2 separate regions of the Homo sapiens genome follow, and region 2 is linked to region 1. A link is a loop called in an ENCODE intact Hi-C map of the cell type or tissue named here. Cell type or tissue: OCI-LY7. All regions are shown on one strand. Each heading gives the region's core, and the rest is flanking DNA. Links, peaks and the distances in the headings are about the cores only.

Region 1 (7,917 bases), core at 1,988-5,987:
CTTTAACAACATGAAAGAATTCTTCAGATATAATGCTATGCATTTTTTAAAAGGCAGGATAAAAGGCATTTTTTTGTAAACTCAGAAAATTTCAAATGCCAATCGTAATCATCTTTGGGTAGTAGAATTGTAGATTGTTTTCATTTTCTTTATTATTTTCTGTACTTTCCAAAATGTGTATGTATTTTTGTCATAGTCAGAACAAAAATACTATGTGTAAAAATACAGTCCTTCCTGGAAGCAGGAGAATGGGCATCATTCTTTCTAGTCTCGTGGTTCACATAGAGCCTCCATGGTCTTCATTTCAGATTGCACAAATTCCAGGCAGATCCAAAAATTCTCTCCCAAGCAGCCTCAGTTTATCTCATCAGAGCTGAACATTCTACAGTTTTGACCTAAAGATAAAATGGAAGCATTCATTTTACAACAAACTTTTCAAAGCGTAAGAACAGATTCTTATTCCAGGTTGATTAGCATTTCCTAAATCCTCTTTCTTTCTTTCTAGACTTGCTGCAGCCCTCCCCAGGATTTGGAGATGGCCTCCTGGACTTAGGAGCATCTAGATTCCAGCAGATACCCTAACCAAAGTTTGGGAAATACTTTTACTTATAAATTCAGCAAAGAGAACATTGGAGTGCGTCAAAAGGAACTTTAACTAATTTATCAGTCAGCCATAGCAACATAACATACAACCACAAAATCTCAGTGACACATCCTAACAAGCATGCATTTTGCTCATGCATCTGTTTATTGGCTGGAGGGCCATCTGATACAGGCTGAGCTTGGCTGAATAGCTCTAAGCTGCAAATTGAGATCAGATCTTATCCACACATCCCTTATTCTCCTTGGACCAGTGGGCAAGCTTGGCATGTTTTTCTCATGATGGTGGCAAAGGCCTGAAAAAATAAGCCTAACCATGCAAACACATATTAAGTCCTGCTCACATATCTGTTAACAGCCCATTGACCAAGCCAGTCACAGGGTGAGCCCAAAGCTGAGGAACAAGTAAGATCTGCCTCTAGTGGGTGGAACTGCCAAGTCACATGGGTAGAGGTGTGAACACGGGAAAGAGTGAAGAATCAGGGCCAATAAATCAATCTATCACAACCAATAAGGAAGGAAAAACAAATCAAAATGCAAACATGGAAGGTGAAAGTTAATTTACCAAGAGCAGATTCCTCAGCCAAAATCTTTTTTTTTTTTTTTAATTTCCATAGGTTATTGGGGAACAGGTAGTTTTTGGTTACACGAGTGAGTTCTTTAGTGGTGATTTGTGAGATTTTATGCATCCATCTCCCAATGCAGTATACACTGCACCTTATTTGTAGTCTTTTATCCCTCATTCCCCTTCCCATCCTTTTCCCCTGAGTCCCCAAAGTCCCATGTGTCATTCTTATGCCTTTGTATTCTCATAGCTTATCTCACACTTATGAGTGAGAACATTTTTCCATTCCTGAGTGGCTTCACTTAGAATAATAGTCTCCAATCCCATCCAGGTCACTGCAAATGCCATTAACTCATTCCTTTTTATGGCTGAGTAGTATTCCATTGTATATATATACCACAGGTTCTTTATCCACTTGTTGATTGATGGGCATTTGGGTTGGTTCCATGTTTTTGCAATTATGAATTGTGCTGCTATAAACATGTGTGCAAGTATCTTTTTCATATAATGACTTCTTTTCTTCTGGGTAGATACCCAGTAGTAAGATTGTTGGATCAAATTGTAGTTCTACTTTTAGTTCTTTAAGAAATGTCCACACTGTTTTCCATAGTGGTTCAACCAAAATCTAATGGACAGCTCCTGTTCCTAGTTACCTTCTCAACAGCTCTGTTGCAACCCAGCCCCCAGATCCCCAGAACTTCAAGCATTTCTTCTACCCATCTCCTCCAGAGGAGAGACTGCAGCCGGAGATCACCTTGATAGGTTATCAGATAATGGACATCATCCTAGGGAGAAGATGGAATCCTTGGCTTTACTCTACAGAGGAACACCAGAGGCTGGCACCTCTCCCAGCCTTCTAACCCAGTCCAGAAAGGGCCTTGATATGATTTGGCTGTGTCCCCACCCAAATCTCATCTTGAATTGTAGCTCCCATAATCCCCACGTGTCATGGGAGGGATCTGGTGGGAAGTAATTGAATCATGGGGGAGGGTTTTTCCCATGCTGTTCTCATGATAGTGAATAAGTCTCACGAGAGCTGATGGTTTTTTAAAAGGCAATTTCCCTACACATGCTCTCTTGCCTGCCACTATGTAAGGTGTGCCTTTGCTCCTCCTTTGCCTTCCGCCATGATTGTGAGGCCTCCTTAGCCATGTGAAACTGTGAGCCCATTAAACCTCTTTTTCTTTATAAATTACCTAGTCTCAGGTATTTCTTCACAGCAGTATGAAAATGGACTAATACAGGCCTCAAGGCCATCGGTCTGCCTGCACCCCTAAGCCCATTTGTAGTGATAAGGAAACAGGTCTGGAGGGTCATCTCTCCAATCTTTCCTGGAGGCAGAAGCCTCAACTACATGTTGTTAGGTTCCTTCTAAATGGGAGACTGGTGGATTCTATCATCACTGAAGGGGCCACCATTCATCTGAAACACAAAAAAGAGCATTCACTAATTGCCTTAGAATATGCTAAATACAGCCTAAAAGCAACTTACTTCTCCTCCTCTTCCTCCCCTTCCTCTTCATCCTCCTTTTCAAGCCATCTGCGAAGCAGACCTGAACCTTCAACAAAGGCCCTGAACCAAACCAGCCATACTGCTGGGGGCCCAGGGATGCACCAGAGTAATGATTTGCATTCCAACTTTATACTTGTGTCACTCATAAAAGTCAGGTGTTCCACCTGCTGAGAAACACGGGGGTTCAGAGTGCAGATCTTTGGAGTCTGATAGACCTGGAAGCCTGTCTTCCAATTTTTACTTACCAAGTGACCTTAGACAAATGGATTAACTCCTCAGGTTCCTCCTTGGTAAAATAGGGACAACAATAGTAGCTACCTCCTAGGACAGTTGCGTGGATATTGTGAGATAAAATCTCAAAGTGCTTAGGACAGTGCCTGCCACATCGTAATGCTCAATAAAGTTTGGCTATAATGATGAGGGGCCGTGGCAGGAGGATTGCTTGAGTCCAAGAGTTCGAGGCTGCAATGAGTTATGATTGCACCACTGCAATCCAGCCTGGGTGACACAGCGAGACCCTGTCTCTAAAAAAAAATGATAAAAGAATAATAATAGTAACGACAACTTGATGGGAAAACTATTATCTCCAAGCTGGAAGATACCCAATCCTTGTGAACTCTAAGGAGCAGGCACCCTGCATCACACGTCTCATGTCTACAGAATTTAAAACGCTTAAAAGACTGGACTCACCTTGAAGATGGAAGGACGGTGTTTGGGTCAGTTTGGAGTTATCCACTCCAGGGTACTCAAACGTTATAATAAAGATTTTTGTGGTCTGAGCAGGAATATGCAAAATCGCAGGTGTTGGTGGCCCGTGAACTTAAATGCGAAACCACAATCACCTAGCGATAAGCCAGGAACACCTGTTGGTATCTGTTAGATGCCACCACGTGGTGCAAAGCAGCTCTTTCCTTCTGCATCCTTGGTTGAATCAACTTAAAATCTTTCATGCAACTGAATAAGATGCTAGTTGCCATCACAACTCCACCTTAAATTGTGCCTTCTTTTGGTACATTCAATGTGTTTCCAATATATTTCCAAAGCCCCTTGGTTGCATTTGATAAGGATGTGTTGACTGTTTATACTGTGGCAGATGTTTTGGGCATGTAAAAGACAGAAAGAAAGAATGAAAATAGGCATTTTTTGAGTTCCTGCTAGGATAAACAACCTTATGGTTATTTATAACGCCCTTGCTCTACTTTGTTTAAGGGTGGATTCAGAGAAAGTTAATTTGTGTAACTAGGATTAAGGGGGTAAAATGGAAATACTGATGCTTTGTATATGAAAAAAGGAGGGAGAGACCCAAAAGAGGGGGTCCCACACTGGGCAGAGGCAACTTCCTGAAGAGGCATGAGGCCGAGATGAACAGGTGGGACCAGGGAAGGGGAGGGGAGGAGGGAATAAAGAGGAGGCAAAGAGGCTGTGAGGAGAGAATTTGAGCAGAGCAGAGCCAATTAAGGTGAGAGTGGGGACGCTGTGCTCTCGAGTGAGATGTAACCCCCTCCCGTGTCTCCACCTGGGATCTTCTTTTCCTGCTCAGCAAGTTGAACATGCGCAATGTGCAGAGATGAGCTTCAAGGAGAGAACAGCAGGCCTGGGGCACAGGCCATGTTTTCATTTACCTAGAGCTCTGCTATCACAGGGTTTGAGAGCTCATTTCCAAAACTCTGGTGTAGAAAATATGTCTCGGCCTGCAGACAGTTACATGAGTAAATTGTATATGTTTAGGTGAGGAGACTTGGGAACTGGTGGGAGGGGGTCATTACTATAAAAGGCAGAAACCCCATTTCTCTCCCCTTCCCAAAAATCCATGCTTCCTCTCGTTTGACTGGATCTGCTGAGGGTACCTTGAGAATTTTTTTTTTGAGACAGGGTGTCACTGTGTTGCCCAGGCTGGAGTACAGTGATGCCATCATGGCTCACTGCAGCCTCGACCTCCTGAGTTCAAGGAATTCTCTCATCTCAGCCTTCCCAGTAGCTGGGCTACAGATGTGCACTACCACATCTGGCTAATGTTTGTATTTTTGTATTTTCTGGTAGAGACAGGGTTTTGCCATGTTGCTCAGGCCAGTCTTGAACTCCTGAGCTCAAGCAATCTGCCAGCCTCGACCTCCCAAAGTGCTGGGATTAGAGACGTGAGCCACCGCACCGGGCTTGGGAATATTTTTGACAGGTGGAAAATTTTTCAGGGTTGACTTAGCAGACCCTCACACAAAAGGCACCAAAGCAGGAAGCAAGTAAAAGTTCACATCCTCTTTTCTGCTCCAGAAAAGATGAACTATGTCTGACTACCTGATGGAAAAATCCTTTCATTTTTAATTGTATGAGGGAAACACTAACTGCCTTCAGAAAGGAACTCAACACTTCAGTGGCCCAAGACAATAGGAGTTGGATCCTCATCCTCCATCAGCCTGATGTGGTGCTCCTGGTGAGCATATGGGTGGCTTCCATGTGGTGATTCAGGCACTCAGGCTCCTGCCATCCTGCAGACCTGCCATTCCTAGTGCCTCAAAGTCCCCTGCACCCAAACTGCAGAATAGAAGAGAGAGTATGGCAAAAACCCACCCACTTCTTAAAAGCCCAATCCCAGAAGTGACACACATCTCTCTACTTCCATCCCACTAACAAGAATTCATGACGTGGTCACATCCAGATAGAAAGAAGGCTGGAAAATAGAAACCTTATTCCTGTTGGGATAGCAACAATTCCACACTGTGGAAAGGGAAGCTTAAATTTTTGGTAAACAGTTGGGTGCATAACATGTATGCCTGTTAATACATACTTTTATTTCTTTTTACCTATTTCACTTCTCTCCAACAAGAGTTCCACAAGAGCAGGGATTTTGTTTTGTTCACTGGAGAATTCCCTGTTAGTGGTGATGCCTGAACTGAGCTTTGAAGGAGTTATCCAGGTGCAGAGGCTGGAGAGAGGCAGGCCATGCAGAGGGGGTGGATGGCAGGAAGTGTCGGGTGTGGTATGTTCTGAGTGTTGCAGTCATCTGCTCTGGCAAGACAGGAGTGGAGTCTGGGCCAGGGCGTGGCAGGCTCTGAATGGGCAGGGCCCTGGCCTCACAGTAAGGCGTTGAAATGGATCCTTAAACACCATAAGATACCCAGAAACTCCACTCCTAGTTAGTTACACAAAACAAACGAAAACGTAGGCCCCCACAAAAACCTGTACACAAGTGTTCATGGCAGAACTATTCATAATCACCAAAAAGCAGAAACAACCAAAATGTTCATCAGCTGATGAATGGATAAACAAAATGTGGCATAGCAACACCATCAAATGCCAATTAGCCATGAAAAGGAATAAAATACGGATACATGTTATAGCCCAGACCAGCCTTGAAAACATTGTGCTAAATGAAAGAAACCAGACACAAAAGACTGCATATTGTGTGATTCCACTAATATAAAATATGCAGAATAAGCAAACCCGTAGAGGGAGAAGTAGATTCGTGGTTGTCTGGGGCTGGGGGGAAGGCAGATTGGGGAGTGAGTGCTAATGGATGAAGGGTTTCTTTTTTGACGTGGTGAAAACGTGGAGTTAGCTAGTGATGACGATTATACAACCAAGTGACTACACTAAAGACAACAGAATTGTATACTTTTCTTTTTGAGACAGGGTCTCTCTCTCTCTGTCACCCAGGCTGGAGTACAGTGGTGTGATCTCAGCTTACAATGGCCTAGACTCCCAAGTTCATGCCATCCTCCCACCTCAGCCACCTGAGTAGCTGGGACTACATGCGTGCATGACCACGCCCGGCTAACTTTTGTATTTTTTGTAGAGACGGGGTTTCCCCATGTTGCCAAGGCTGGTCTCGAATTCCTGGACTCACGCAATCCACCCACCTAGGCTTCCCAAAGTGCTGGGATTACAGGCGTGAGCCACCATACCCGGCCTGAATTGTACTTTTCAAGAGTGGACTCTGTGATATTTGAATTATATATTAATGAAGATATTCAGTGAAGCTGTTGTTTTAAAATCTATCTTTAAGCCCATGGGAAAGCATGGAATGGTTTTAAGCAGGTGATGGTGAGGCCATCAGGTGTCACACTGGTGGTGATGTCATCAGCGGATTCAGCAGTGAGAAGAACAGAGACTGGTGACCCAGGTGAGACTTAACCCGGAGCTGAGCTAAGGCAGGGGTGGCTGGGATGGAGAGAACACGTGGACTTGAGACAGGACAGGAAGGTGGAAGCAAGGGGAGATGGTGATGGACTTGGTGACAGCTCCACATTTTTACCAATGGGGCTGAGCTGGGCTAGTGAGTAGCTGGGGGAGGGGAAATCTCCTAGAGTTAATGCTGGGTCAAAGGTGGAAAAAACAGAGAAGGCACAGAACCAGCTTGGCCGCTCTCCCTGTAAAACCCCATCTACCAAGCTGGCCAAGCAAAACCTGCATAGGACATAAGAAGTGCCAGGCCTGCTTCCTGTCCAATTGTGTGCAGCTGAGGAGTCGCTGGGTCAGTCATGCTGCTGGCTCAGGGATCCACCTCCTGGGTGTTTGTCTTTTCAGCAACAGAACATGAAGACAGTTTTCAAGGTTCTTGCCTCAACTGTCCCAGCAGCAGTGCCACTCCTAGCAACCTGGGTTGTGCAATGTTGGCTGCTGGCTTTGGGGCTCCTTGACATTTTGTCATTTAAAAAAATTAATAAATAATTGCACACATTTAAAAGCTATTTTTGTATCCTTGGGATGTCTCCCACTGAAGGAGAGGGTGATATTTTGCAAGTTAGTTTCCCCAGTTGCAAGAACCTTGGAAACTTTCTCCATGTTTTGGTGCTGAAAAGGCAAACTCCCTAGAGGTTAATTCTTTTTTATTTCATTTCTTTATAGAAATGGAGTGTTGTTATGTTGCCCAGGCTAGTCGTGAACTCCTGGCCTCAAGTGTTGCTCCCACCTCAGTCTCCCAAATTATTGGGATTACAGGCACGAGCCACTGAGCTCAGCTAAGAAGGTGAATTCGTTACCTGATTAGTGATTTGGGTAATGAATTTGGTACCTGCCAAATTTGATATCCTGTCCTATACCAAACTCTACAACTCAGGTGGGTTACGCAAACACCTGCTCTGCGGCAGGGATCAAGGAATGTAGAATGGATAGAACATGATCCATGTCCTCAGGAAGCTCACAGGCTGGTGGGAGAGAATGACTCTGAGGCAGATGGGTGTGAAGTTATGGAAATGTGGTAACAGAGGCCTGTGAGGTACATCCAGCCTGAGAGGCGGGGAGTG
Region 2 (7,917 bases), core at 1,640-5,639, 89 kb before region 1:
ACATCAGCTGTGTGTCCTCCAGCTACAGCAACCAGGTCACAATTAGTCCCTCTACCCGTCATCTTGACAACTTTTTTTTGCCATCAACTATAAGATATATTCTGGTTTTAGAAACACCAAAATAAAGAGGACAGTAGAATTATTAGTTAGAATTTTAACATTTTTTATTTTCTCTGTGGTAAGATGGTGGGGTTTAAATTTATTTTTACTACAGTTGTGACCTGCATTAGAAATCACAAAAATTAGCTCACACCCATAGTCCCAGCACTTTGGGAGGCTGAGGTGGGAGGATCACCTGAGGCCAGGAGTTTGAGACCAACCTGGGCAATATAGCAAGATCCCCAACTCCACAAAAATTTAAAAATAAAAAATTAACCAGGTGTAGTGGTACATGCCTGTAGTCTCAGCTACTTAGGAGGCTGAGGTGGTAAGATCACTAGAGCCCAGGAGTTCAAAGTTCAAGGGTGCAGTGAGCTATGATCGTACCACTGCACTCCAGCCTGGGTGTCAGAGACCTTGTGTCAAAAAAAAAAAAACAAAAATTACAAAAATGACAATCTATAGCCATTACAGTGGCTCTTTACATGGTAAAAGCATCACTGGTTAATAAAACCATGTAGCAGCTAATGGGATTGGGTAGGGAGTCCTTGGGGTCATTGCCTTCTCAATGTATTTATGAAAACTTGGAAAATCAATGCTTCATGATGACAGTGCCATGGCCAATAAGTAACATGTTATATACAATTTCATTCCAGTTCTAATCCCACATTTCTCTTAAACCCGGCCCAAGAATCCAAGTTCCATGCCACTTTAATGGCTGCTAACCACTGCCACCCTGTTCTCTTTTACTTTCTTCAGTGCTGGTTTTCCCAGTCTAGACTAGTCTGTGAGAGTCTGTCCTCATCTATGAAAGCCATTAGAATCCAGTGCTCTGCAGCTTGGTACCTCCAAGAGTTGTACAATGTGAAGACTGAAGGTACATAAATGGTCATCCACAATAGCATTTCCCAGGATAAATTATCCAGGAAGCCTGAGGATTATCCACACTAGAGAACAGAAATGTTAGGAAAGAAGAGATAAGAGCTAAGTCCCAATCACTGGTGCAGGGAGGGGGCCTGAAAAGGACTGTGCTGTGTGGTCAAGGTTGTCTGTCTGATTCACAGATAGATCAGTAGGAAGAGATTCTAGTAGACTGTGCACATTCCTTCCTCTTGCCACCCGTAGCTGGGTATCTGATCAAGTTTTACATGATAGCTATGCTCCAGAGTGACCCATTTTCCTGAGAGATCATGGGATTCTTGCCAAGAACATAATCTGGAAAGAACATTCTCCCAAGGGTCACATACATGGTAGTTCTTAGAATTAACTGCCCACCAAAATTAATAATCTATATGCTGGTGATGTTTGCATTAATCTATTGGTATTCCAAAATGGTAATTTTGCCCCTGTTTCCAGCAAGGGTATCAGGAACAAGAAAACAATACATACTGTAATACCCAGAATTATATTGTGTGGTGCTTCTTTGTGTAATGGCTGACCTGGCCCTAAAACAGACACCAGCTGCCTGAGGCTTAGTGGCTTTGTATTTCCAACGACAGTGCTATCACATAGCCACCTCCCATGAAACACTGATGGAAGCATGCTTAACTTAAAGTGGACTAAGTTGTCCATATGTGTTTTATCCACTGCAATAAATAATAGTACCAGCTAACACGGCTCACCAGGCTCTTTCTTAGCTGATGCCAAGTAAGATTTTATTAATTTTACAATAGCTTACTAAAGTAGAGACTAGTGTTATCTTCATTTTAGAGATGAAGAAACAAAGATGCCGACAGGTTAAGTAATTTGCTTCAGATCAGATATTGAACAGTGGTGAAAGAACAGTTAGAACCAGGCTGATGCTGGAACACATAATCTTTTTTTTTTTTTTTTTGGAATTAACAGAGAAGGGCTTTTAATAACACTATTATAAATATTTTCAAGGATTTTAGGGAAAATATGAACATAATGAAAAGAGAAATGGAAACTATTGAAAAGAAAAACAAATAGAACTTCCAGAGCTGAAAGCTATAACGTCTTTTTTTTTTTTTCAAAACAAATAAGAGTAAAGATCTTTACTAAATTTATTCATTCCTTGGTGTCAATGCTTCCTGAATTTTTCTTTTTATTTTATTTTATTTTATTTTTTTTATTATTATACTTTAAGTTTTAGGGTACATGTGCACATTGTGCAGGTTAGTTACATATGTATACATGTGCCATGCTGGTGCGCTGCACCCACTAACTCGTCATCTAGCATTAGGTATATCTCCCAAAGCTATCCCCTCCCCCCTCCCCCCACCCCACAACAGTCCCCAGAGTGTGATGTTCCCCTTCCTGTGTCCATGTGATCTCATTGTTCAATTCCCACCTATGAGTGAGAATATGCGGTGTTTGGTTTTTTGTTCTTGCGATAGTTTACTGAGAATGATGATTTCCAATTTCATCCATGTCCCTACAAAGGACATGAACTCATCATTTTTTATGGCTGCATAGTATTCCATGGTGTATATGTGCCACATTTTCTTAATCCAGTCTATCGTTGCTGGACATTTGGGTTGGTTCCAAGACTTTGCTATTGTGAATAGTGCCGCAATAAACATACGTGTGCATGTGTCTTTATAGCAGCATGATTTATAATCCTTTGGGTATATACCCAGTAATGGGATGGCTGGGTCAAATGGTATTTCTAGTTCTAGATCCCTGAGGAATCGCCACACTGACTTCCACAATGGTTGAACTAGTTTACAGTCCCACCAACAGTGTAAAAGTGTTCCTATTTCTCCGCATCCTCTCCAGCACCTGTTGTTTCCTGACTTTTTAATGATTGCCATTCTAACTGGTGTGAGATGGTATCTCATTGTGGTTTTGATTTGCATTTCTCTGATGGCCAGTGATGATGAGCATTTTTTCATGTGTTTTTTGGCTGCATAAATGTCTTCTTTTGAGAAGTGTCTGTTCATGTCCTTTGCCCACTTTTTGATGGGGTTGTTTGTTTTTTTCTTGTAAATTTGTTTAAGTTCATTGTAGATTCTGGATATTAGCCCTTTGTCAGATGAGTAGGTTGCGAAAATTTTCTCCCATTTTGTAGGTTGCCTGGAACACATAATCTTAACTACTACTTTAGTTTGCATGCATAAAAACATCTTAGCTATTCTTCCCACTCATTAATGTAAATATAGTAGTTGGCTGTAATAAGCATATGCCTTGATTGGGATACTATAATTCTTTATCATTTTACTGCCGTAAAATTAGTCTATCTGGCATAATTGTAAGTTATTGTAGCAAAGTATTATGTGAAAAAACTTTTAGAAAAGTAATCCAGAAGATTTCTGAAAATAGATAACCAGAAAGACTTGTGGGGTACAAAATGTTCACATACTATTGTTTTCAGCTATTTCCATTTGCACTCTAAGTCCCAGAGAACTTGAGTAACAAACTCTTTACCAAAAGGTAGAATTCTAAAGGTCACATTTTCTCTGGGCTTACAGACAATGTTAACAAATTCAAGCTGATTATTTTAACTAATAAACTTTTGAGAAGCACCGTGACAGAAAATCTGTAAGAAATGCGCCCCCATTATTATATTTCCAGATACTGGACATCTCTCCAGGGACTCATTTGCATACCATCTTTCATTCATTTTATTGTTCCATATGTTGAAAGAATTAAAACGGACAAAGGGCATTTATTTGTCAGCAGAGCAGAAACCACTTCATTTATATGACTGTGTTCATGCAGAACCATCACTTACTGAAAAGATCCCAGGTGTGTTTCCTGTTATTCATGCACAAAGTATGTCAGAGACTCTGCATAACTAATTAAGGCTTTGTGTGTGTATGTGTGTCTTTTGTAGGCTAAAGGTAAAGAAAGACAATGGCTAAGACATCAAGCTACTGGAGAATTAGATGATGCCAAGATCATTGATGGGCTGACTGGAGAAAAAGCCATCTACAAACGTCGGGGTGAGCTGGAGCCACAAGTAAGTCATGGTGAACTGCTAGCCTCAGCTCTGCATAGTCTAGCCCTCTTTACAGAAACTTGCTTTCGTGAGTTGTGTCAAAATATCACAAATCCTGAATATGGTAACCAAGGAAAGCATTATGTTAAAAAAAAAAAAAAAGAAGAAGAAGAAGAAAAACTCCATAAATATTATACTATTTATTATTCAACTCAAGGTCCCAGCAAGAAACATAAGGCATGCTCAAATTAGGTAATTTAAGAAACAGTCAGTACAAAGACTATTTACAAAAATAAGGGTGGGGTTTAGGAAAATCAAAAATAAACAGTGCAGTAACCCAGGGATAGCAACAGCAGGGATCTAACTCACTCTGAGGCCTAAAAGGGCAGAATGAGACAGCAGTTCCTGGAACCTGGAGAAGGTGGTTGATGGAGTGGTGGCCTTCAGCAGAAGGGGAGCCAACCCATGGGCAACAGCAGAGAGGGGGCCAAGGGAATAAATACTCCACCCTCACCCCCTGACCTCCACCAGTGCCTCCCATGAGCAGAACCCACTGGGAGCCAGCAGCCAAGAGGCCAGCTGATGTGATTGTAGGGGCCAAGGGAAAACTTCCCCTTCGCCCTCTGAAGGTTCTCTGAAAATCACCTCACAAAAGGCACATTAATAGGAGAAGAGGCATACAAATGTATTAATGTGCACCGGGGTGAAACCAAGGGTGAGTCCCCCTCCACACAGTGAAGTACAGATGCTTATGTACCCTTCTTCTTAAGGGAAAAGGAGATGGAGAAGTGTAGATGATTTTACGGGGGTAGTAAATGGTTTTAGGGCAATTCAGTGGACTTGAAGAGCACACAGTGGCCTGGGACAGAGTCTGTTGGGCCCACAAAGCAATGGTTTGTGACCGAAGTCTGTCCAGGTGTGTTGACAGACTTCAGCCTTTCTTCCTGTGATATGAGTTCAGTTGATGAAAACTCAGGGAAGGGCCCAGAGTAATGGTTTTCTTCTTTGGAGCTCTGAACTTTAGACAGTTGAAGAAACTTCAGAGAACAAATTATCCAGTGCTTTGTGGGGAGAGGGAGGAAGGTCAGTGAGACCTTGATGCTGCTTCTTCAGTTCAGCATGTCCAAGCACCATATTTAGAGGGTATCGATTTCTGAGCTCCAACACGGATTGTCCACACAGATCAACTCCCAGGACACAGAGCAGGTGCCCTGGAGGGGAAACTGAAGACACCTGGTGTGTCTATTAAGCCTAGAGAAACCTTCAAGTGAAAACAATAAAACAACCTTAGTGATTTTCTACTGTTCTCTTACTTTAAAGATCAGTGTCCATCATATAACTGAAAAAAAATATAGAAAATAAGAACGTCTCCCTTAAGTAACTATAATTGTAGTATGTAAAGTTTTAGACAGCCATAAATTTAAAATATTTGCAATGTAATAGCAAAACAAAATGATGACAGGATGAAATATTGAGTCTCTTGGTGAGCTCTGTGATCTCCTGTATTCCTGGGTAACCAGAATTGCTGAGTCGCCACTGAGAGCTGGGGGTGCAGTGACTGGTAGGGGGAAGGGAGAGTCACTCCTTTTAAATATTTATTTAGAGAGGATCTGGTGATTTGGGGAGTTCTTATTTCTGTGTCATTGGTATGAGTCAACAACTGCTTTCTTTACTGAATCATTGTGGTCAACAAATGTGTTTGGATACATCTGAAATTGTGAGTAGTCATGGAAGCATATGTATAAGTGTTCTTAATTTGGGCAGACTCAACAAGTTTTTAAGAAATATGTTGAATTTGCCTCAAACCATTACACTCTCAATACCCACCGTGTTTTCTTGAAATTACTAACTCTGCTCATTATTTTTTATATTTAATAACAGCAAATATTTAATAACAGAATAATCTGGAATTTTTCTTCTTCCTTTTTTTTTTTTTTTCTAGAGACAGGGTCTTGCTTGTTGCCCAGGCTTTAGTGCAGTGGCACAATCATAGCTCACTACAGCCTCAAACTATTGGGCTCAAGTGACCCTTTCAGCTTACCCAGCTGAGTAGCTGGGAATATAGGCACATAGCACCACCCTAGCTGATTTGTGTATTTTTTTGTAGAGATGAGTTCTTGCTGTGTTGCCCAGGCTGGTATTGAACCCTTGGCCTCAAGCAGTTCTCCCACCTTGGCCTCCCAAAGCACTGGGATTACAGGCATGAGCCCCTGCACGCAGCCTTCTTCTTTTTTATCGTCAGCAAAACTAACAAACTTTTTCTTAAAATCTGCAAATTGGCAGTCGTGGGTCTAAAATCAAACTTAATCTTGTAATCTTAATTGACAGTTGTTTCTAGAACAATTTGATGTCACTTTTATGCTTTCAAACTGCCAAGAAAAGAAAAGCACTAATTCAGTAATGTGGAAGGAAGAGAAGATGTGCAGCTTAGTAAACACAAAAGTCGTTTTTAAAATCTTTTCTTTAATTTCTTTGCCAGACCCCCATCACATAACTTTGTTTTAGGAATCTGACATTACCTGTGGCCTGTGTGGAGAATAATTTTCAGGTCACTACCCAATACGTACAAGTAAAATTGACATGGGCTTCCCTCCAAAATAACACAAACTCTTGCTAGAGTTACTGACTCTGAGGCATGAAGTGAAAATGACATGTCATTCCAGATTATTATTTTTAAGTCATCATATTATTTTTAAGGCATCAACCTCGGTAAGTCAACTTTACTAGAGTGAGCTTTAAAAGGACTATATTCCAAAGGAAAATATTTTCCATGTGGCCCCAACCATTAGCACAAGTCTGAAATTCTGTTTACTGCAGTACAACCCATAGATGCCTTGCTACCTGCTAGGACAGCCTTGTGCAGGGCTGAGCCTATGGCTGGTCTGCCCATCTCGGGGCTGGCACGCTGGAGCTTCTGTGAGATCCCCAAGACAGCCACCAGGGGAAGTTTGCCAGTTCACAAACGGCTTTTCTGTTATTCCTTCCCTCAGCTTGGCAGCCCACAACAGAAACCCAAGCGTCTGCGCCTGGTGGTAGATGTGTCTGGTAGCATGTACCGTTTCAACAGGATGGATGGCCGGCTTGAGCGCACAATGGAGGCTGTGTGTATGGTCATGGAAGCCTTCGAGAACTATGAGGAGAAGTTCCAGGTAATGACATGAACTAAGAATAATGAGAGGCATCATTGACCATGATGATGGATAGGTGGATTCAAACTCCATCCAGAGTGAATGAAAATCTTCATCCTCTCACCAGCTCATTCATCAGTGCAGAGAAAGTGAAGCTTTTGTTTTATCTGAAGTAGTAATTGTAAAATAACTCCATAATTTAAAAGTCTGATTACTACAGAAGAAATGCTGCAGCCATGATGTTAGAAAAAAATGAGCTGCTTAGAAGCAAAAGTCTGTTCCCAGACTCCTCAGAGCCTCCTGGCCTTATCCCAGTTCCCCATACCCACCCACTCTTGCCCCATCACTAGCCAAGCAGCCTTCCAAAGTTTGAGTCCACCCTGAAAGCTTCAGTATCACGTTCCATTTCCACATGGGCAGGGGTTATACAGTCATTGGTGTCTCCCCAGCTAACAATGATGATGATTATCCCAGGAGAAAAGCAGGTTTCCATTTCAACTGTTTCCATTTTGGTATTCTTAGTTTGCTGCACACCCTCCATTTTAGAAGTCTAGCATGGTGAAGGGACCCCCAATGCTGCTGTGTTACTGCTTGATATGAGCCTATTAATCCTCTCTTAATCAGCCACAGAGAGCACCTGCACTTCTGGCCCTTACCAGAGCAAACAACCTTGAATTCAGTCACATGCCATGTAATTATTATCAAAAGTTCAATCATGAGAAATGCTGTATGCACGTGCAGATATGCATGAAGGACACACAGTCCATAGACAGACTAGATTTTATTACG

The links. Hi-C counts contacts between places; a loop is a spot of excess contacts. Peaks named below come from ENCODE experiments on the same cell type or tissue, not always from the same donor. Only the 100,000 strongest peaks of a DNase experiment are listed, where the experiment ranks them.
Region 2: it touches region 1 in a loop (5-fold over the local background); 3 of 110 quality-filtered maps call a loop at or near these places.

The regions. Positions count from the first base shown.
Region 1 is chr13:41,498,468-41,506,384 of GRCh38, reverse strand. No RefSeq gene overlaps it. Among named protein-coding and RNA genes, the nearest start is that of RGCC, 45 kb to the right of the region's middle. In OCI-LY7, for the core only: a CTCF peak has its summit at 3,561; DNase peaks (open chromatin) are centred at 2,794, 3,524, 4,114, 5,674 and 1 weaker place; H3K4me3 peaks cover 3,798 bases; H3K27ac peaks cover 4,000 bases.
Region 2 is chr13:41,586,744-41,594,660 of GRCh38, reverse strand. It overlaps VWA8 (von Willebrand factor A domain containing 8), which reads left to right. Exons shown (of 45, transcript NM_015058.2): 41 at 3,896-4,021; 42 at 6,991-7,149. Among named protein-coding and RNA genes, the nearest start is that of MIR5006, 22 kb to the right of the region's middle. In OCI-LY7, for the core only: no CTCF peak of the experiment used is centred there; DNase peaks (open chromatin) are centred at 3,790 and 4,770; H3K4me3 peaks cover 2,081 bases; H3K27ac peaks cover 2,683 bases.